Regions from separate parts of the Homo sapiens genome. Here region 2 is linked to region 1. A link is a loop called in an ENCODE intact Hi-C map of the cell type or tissue named here. Cell type or tissue: PC-3. All regions are shown on one strand. Links, peaks and the distances in the headings refer to the core of each region. The heading gives the core; the rest is flanking DNA.

Evidence for each region. Hi-C counts contacts between places; a loop is a spot of excess contacts. Peaks named below come from ENCODE experiments on the same cell type or tissue, not always from the same donor. Only the 100,000 strongest peaks of a DNase experiment are listed, where the experiment ranks them.
Region 2: it touches region 1 in a loop (9-fold over the local background); 19 of 110 quality-filtered maps call a loop at or near these places.

What each region holds. Positions count from the first base shown.
Region 1 is chr14:77,610,695-77,613,508 of GRCh38, reverse strand. The region is part of intron 1 of SPTLC2 (serine palmitoyltransferase long chain base subunit 2); the gene reads left to right. Among named protein-coding and RNA genes, the nearest start is that of SPTLC2, 4.5 kb to the left of the region's middle. In PC-3, for the core only: no CTCF peak of the experiment used is centred there; no DNase peak of the experiment used is centred there; H3K4me3 peaks cover 1,010 bases.
Region 2 is chr14:77,561,515-77,564,328 of GRCh38, reverse strand. SPTLC2 (serine palmitoyltransferase long chain base subunit 2) reads left to right here. Exons shown (of 12, transcript NM_004863.4): 6 at 1,840-1,933. Among named protein-coding and RNA genes, the nearest start is that of SPTLC2, 54 kb to the left of the region's middle. In PC-3, for the core only: no CTCF peak of the experiment used is centred there; a DNase peak (open chromatin) is centred at 1,458; H3K27ac peaks cover 1,046 bases.

The sequences.
Region 1 (2,814 bases), core at 16-2,515:
AGGAGTTATGAAACAATCACACATTGCTGTTTAGTGATGACAGTAGACACACAGTTTTCACAATAGTAACAGTTGAACAATAGAGCAGTAATTTTTCCTCTCTGCTATTCAGATGAGTGGGAGGAGCACAAACCTTTATTTGAGGTAAGGTGTGGCAATTTGCCCGAGGGAAACTTTTACATTAGCATTGGAAAGAACCTTTGGGAGTTTATTTAATTCAGTCCTTTATCTCTTTGTAGGAGTTTATTAAAATCAGTCTTGATAGAAAATTCTGTACTGTTTTTAAAGATCTCCAGGGGATTTGCAGCAAGTTTTTCTCTATAGCAAATTGGATTATTATTCCATGATCTTAATTACCAAATTTCTTCCTGTGGATTTAACATTTGATGAAATAAATGCCATGTTTTGGTTGCACCTGAAATATAGTAGTTTGTTTGTGTGTTTGTTTTTAAAACTTCACGTTAACAGCTCTTTTTAAAAGAGCTTCCATTTCTTTATAGAAGTTTTGAGATTTAGGTTTTCCTTTTACTTTCCTGAGTTAGTTAATAAGTGTGAAAGAAAAAAAGTTATCTACCTTTGAGACAGTTTTGACCCTAACTTTTTTCCCTTTGGGTGTAGTTTTAATGAGATATTAGAAGGATGAGAGCTCTCTGGCTTACAGAATAAAAAATTCTATCTCAAGGAATTGGGGCAAAAGTTGTGTTCTTATGTTAAATAATAAGCAAAGTAGAAAGAACAAAGTGTTAGTCTTGCTTCTTAGGAGGAGGCAAATAAATAACTAATAAAGCTGGTTTACTAAATAGCTACTAGCTTTTGTTTCCACTGAGGGAGAAACAGTAACTGGGGGTTTATATGTGATAGTTAAGGAAAAGGAGACGATAGTTATGAGGCTAGAACAGTAGAAATAGTTAGAATAGTCATATATCTATTTAGATTTAGCAGATCCTGATAAGATACCTCAGATACCTGAAGGCTTTTCAGAAATAATGTAATTTACAACTTGGAGGACAAGATTTTCATTTCAGTTTTCACTCTAAGGGGAAGCATATCTTGATTCTTACATAGCTGCATCTGAAGAATTCCAGAGTTATTTGAGATACTCAGGAATTTTCTTTAACAGGAATTCTTGGGAAATGTGTAAGCAGCTATGTTCTTAAGATAGTATTTTAGAACTAGGATGTTCAGAAAAGTCAGACTTGCCCACTTTTTAGGGTTTGCCCATGTGCCATAGAAATTTGCACCGCTTTGAGCAAGACAGTTAATTGGTTGATTTAATTAGATTCAGTTTTTGGAAGAAAGAAGCAGTGTTTATTGGTAGAATAGGCAATTCAGAGGGATGGGTAGAGGCACTGTTTGCATTCTGAGTGGGTGTGCCATACTTGATTAAATAAATGGTTTGTGGACTCAAAGTCAGTTCCCTTCTGGGTAGTTTCTGAGAAGCTTCTGTAATATAATTCACAATTTGTGACCGATAAAAAAGTAAGTCCTTTGCTCTTGACCCATTTACTGTTAGAAAATTTATCTTAAGTTTGTCTTTAAGACTACTTTTTATTGCAAAGCTTGAGGCAGCTATTCTTCCTTTTTTAAAAAAATAATTTTTACTTCTCATTATAGAAATAATACATGTTTAATGTGGGATCATAAAACATTGAGATAATCTCTGCGTTAGGTTTTTTTTTTTTTGAGACGGAGTCTCACTCTGTCGCCCAGGCTGGAGTGCAGTGGCGCCATCTCAGTTCACTGCAGCCTCCACCTCCCGGGTTCAAGCGATTCTCCAGCCTCAGCCTCCTGAGTAGCTGGGATTACAGGCATGCGCCACCACGCCTGGCTGATTTTTGCATTTGTAGTAGAGACAAGGTTTCACAGTGTTGGCCAGGCTGGTCTCGAACTCCTGACCTCAGGTGATCCACCTGCCTCCGCCTCCCAAAGTGCTGGGATTACAGGCGTGAGCCACCACGCCTAGCCGGAGGTTTGTTTTTTAATGTGGTCTATTGTAAATCCATCTGCTACTTTCCGTTAATTTCTTTTCTTTCTTTTTTTTTTTTTTTTTGGCGAGATAGGGTCTCGCTCCAGCCTGGCCTGCAGTAGCACAGTCATAGCTTACTGCGGCCTCAACTTCTCGGGCTCAAGCGATCCTCCCATCTCAGCCTCCCAAGTAGCTGGGTCCACAGGTGTGCACCACTACAGTGGGCTAATTTTTTTTTTTGAGACAGAGTCTTGCTCTGTCACCCAGGCTGGAGTGCAGTGGCGCGATCTTGGCTCACTGCAAGCTCTACTTCCCAGGTTCACACCATTCTCCTGCCTCAGCCTCCCGAGTAGCTGGGACTACAGGTGCTCACCAACACACCCGGCTAATTTTTTTTTTTTTTTTGTATTTTTAGTAGAGACAGGGTTTCCCCATGTTAGCCAGGATGGTCTCGCTCTCCTGACCTTGTAATCCGCCTGCCTCAGTCTCCCAAAGTGCTGGAATTACAGGCTTGAGCCACCATGCCTGGCCTTTTTTTTTTTTTTTTTTTGTAGAGATGGGTCTTACTATGTTCCCCAGGCTAGTCTCTTTTTTACTTAAACAAACAAACAAAAATAAATAAAAATATATATATATAAAGAGAGAGGGAGACAGAGAGAGAGGGAGACAGAGTCTCACTATGTTGCCCAGGCTGATCTCAAACTGTTGGGTACAATCGATCCTCCTGCCTTGGCCTCCTGAAGTGCTGAGATTATAGGTGTGAGCCACCGCACCCAGCCACCCAGGCTGGTCTCAGACTCCTGACCACAAGCATCCTCCTGCTTCAGCCTACCAAAGTGCTGGGATTA
Region 2 (2,814 bases), core at 166-2,665, 49 kb after region 1:
CTCCTTCTTCTCCTTCTCCTCCTTCTCCTCCTCTTCCTCCTTTTCCTCCTCTTCCTCCTCTTCCTCCTCCTCCTCCTTTTTTTTTTTTTTTTCCCCCCAGACAGAGTCTCCCTCTGTTGCCCAGGCTGGAGTGCAGCAGCACAATTTCGGCTCACTGCCTCACTGCCTCAGCCTTTTGTGTAGCAGAGATTTGAGGCGCCTGCCACCACGCCCAGCTAATTTTTTTGTGTTTTCTTTTTAGTAGAGATGGGGTTTTGCCATGTTGGCCAGGCTGGTCTCGAACTCCTGACCTCAAGTGATCCACCCACCTTGGCCTCCCAAATTGCCAGGATTACAGGCATGAGCCACCATGCCTGGCCACTTCATTTTTAATCTGTACATTTTTAACCAGGTAGCTTTTTTATCTTAATAAATACTATGTGCATAATAAAAATTTCAAACACAACTACTGTTACAAGTTTCTTAAGTATTCCTTTAAGAATATTCTGTAATAAATAAGCATGTATATATATAGTTGACCCTTGAACAACATGGTTTGAACCATGCAGGTCCACTTACACGTGGATTTTTTTCAACCAAATATGGAGCAGAAATACAGTTTTCAGCCAGGCACAGTGTCTCACACCTGTAATCTTGGCACTTCGGGACGCTGAGGCGGGTGGATCACCTGAGGTCAGGGGTTCAAGACCAGCCTGGCCAACATGGTGAAACCCCATCTCTACTAAAAATACAAATATTAGCTGGGCCTGGTGGTGGGCTCCTGTAATCCCAGCTAGCTGGGACGCTGAGGCAGGAGAATCGCTTGAATCTGGGAGGCAGAGGTTGCAAGTGAACCAAGATCGCACCACTGCACTCCAGCAACAAGAGCAAGACTCCATCTCACACACACACATACACACAATATAGTATTCATGGAACACAAAACCCAAGTATATGGAGGGCCTGCAGGTCCCACAGGGCCAACTGCAGGACATGAGCATGGATGGATTTGGATAAATGTGAGGGTGAGGCAGTTCTGGAACCAAGTCCTCCTGTAGACTGAGGGATGACTGTGTGTCTTTGTATCTTCTCTCTTCTTTTTATTCTCGTGGGAGCATGCTATATACTTTCTGCACCCTTTTCATCTAATTGGATATTATGAGGCTATTTTTGACAGAGAAAAACCTTTTTCTGAGTTGAGATCTGACAGGTTGAAGGGCCCCCTGAGAGATGGAAGAGTAAGAACTGCAGTGAAAAAAAAAACCAAACCGAGATCTTCAACCTTTTCTTAGTTGCCTTAGCAGAAACTGATGTTTGTGTGTTAAAGCAAAGCTTGTTTGGGGATTTTTAAGACAAAACTGAAGCCTACAGTCCATGCTATGTGGGGAAAAAGTTAATAAGTAGGATCTTCCCTGGACTCTGGATATGAGTAGTAGTGAGAGAATGCACCATTTCCACAGACATGACCCCATCAGCTGCCATTTCCCACAGATAAACAGAACATGATACTAAAACTACATGGAATTCTCTCACGTAAAGAAACCAAAACGTTTTAGAGACGGATGTGTCATGTTTTAGATACAAATAAAGACCTGTTGCCATATATCTGAGTATTTACATCAGTCATGGGACTGAAGATATTAAATTAAAAGGCTAGAATTTTGCATCTACTTTTAAGGTGTCTTTACAAAAAACAAATGATCGTGTACACCTTTTTCCTCTTCTTAAAATTGATCACTGTGCTGTTGTGCACAATTTCCTTAATAAGATACAGCTATTAGTGTTTGTGGCATTTTGTGATTTGTGTAACTAACCCTTTCCCCTCCAGCTTCTTACCTTTCTGTTCCTGTGATGTTGCAGGGTTGCCTGATTCTGAGTGATGAACTGAATCATGCATCACTGGTTCTGGGAGCCAGACTGTCAGGAGCAACCATTAGAATCTTCAAACACAACAGTGAGTTTGCTGAAGAATTCACTGCTGGCCTTGGTTTTGCTATTCTTTCGATCCATGGTGGGAGTTAACATTAGTTATATTAGCACTTGAAAGTATAAATGAAGACAAAGTAGCAACATTTAAAATGTTCTTCCGGTCCAGTCTTTTAAAATTAGAGGTTGATGGAAGCCTCTTGTACAAATATAATACTATCCTTTTATTTGACCATGAAGTTTTCCATCCCATTTCCTTGTTTACAGATCCGTTACTCAAATACATTTACTCGATGACTATAGTGTATCTTGCCATAAGACTAACAGTATTTAAGTGAATAAATCAAGATCTCTGACTGGTTAACGAAGAGACTTAATAGATAAGCCAGTCCTTACAATATAGTGGACAGGTGCTGAAGTACAGCTATGAATAGATGCTGTGGGAGCACAGAGGAGGGTGGCCCTGAGCCAGACCTTTCCTCCCTCAGTGGAAATATCTTTGTGTATTATTAAAATGATTATTTAGAATAAAAATGCGTAACTTTCATAGTTAAAACACACACATAGGCAGAAAAGGTGACCAAACTGTATGTTAATAGCATCTTTTCCCAAAATGTGTACAGGCACAGACAAAAGTTTGGAAGAATGTATACCAAAATGTTAGGTGTGTACCCGTGGATGGAAGGATCATAGATGATAACATCATTTTTGTTTTTGTTTTTGTTTTTGTCTTGTCTAAAATGTTTTACAGTGAGAAATGAGATCTTATTAAATATCACTATGTAACCTGTTATTTTCTTTTTTTTTTTTTTGAGGCTAGAGTCTCGCTCTGTCACCCAGGCTGGAGTGCAGTGGCTCAATCTTGGCTCACTGCAACCTCTGCCTCCCGAGTTCAAGCGATTCTCCTGC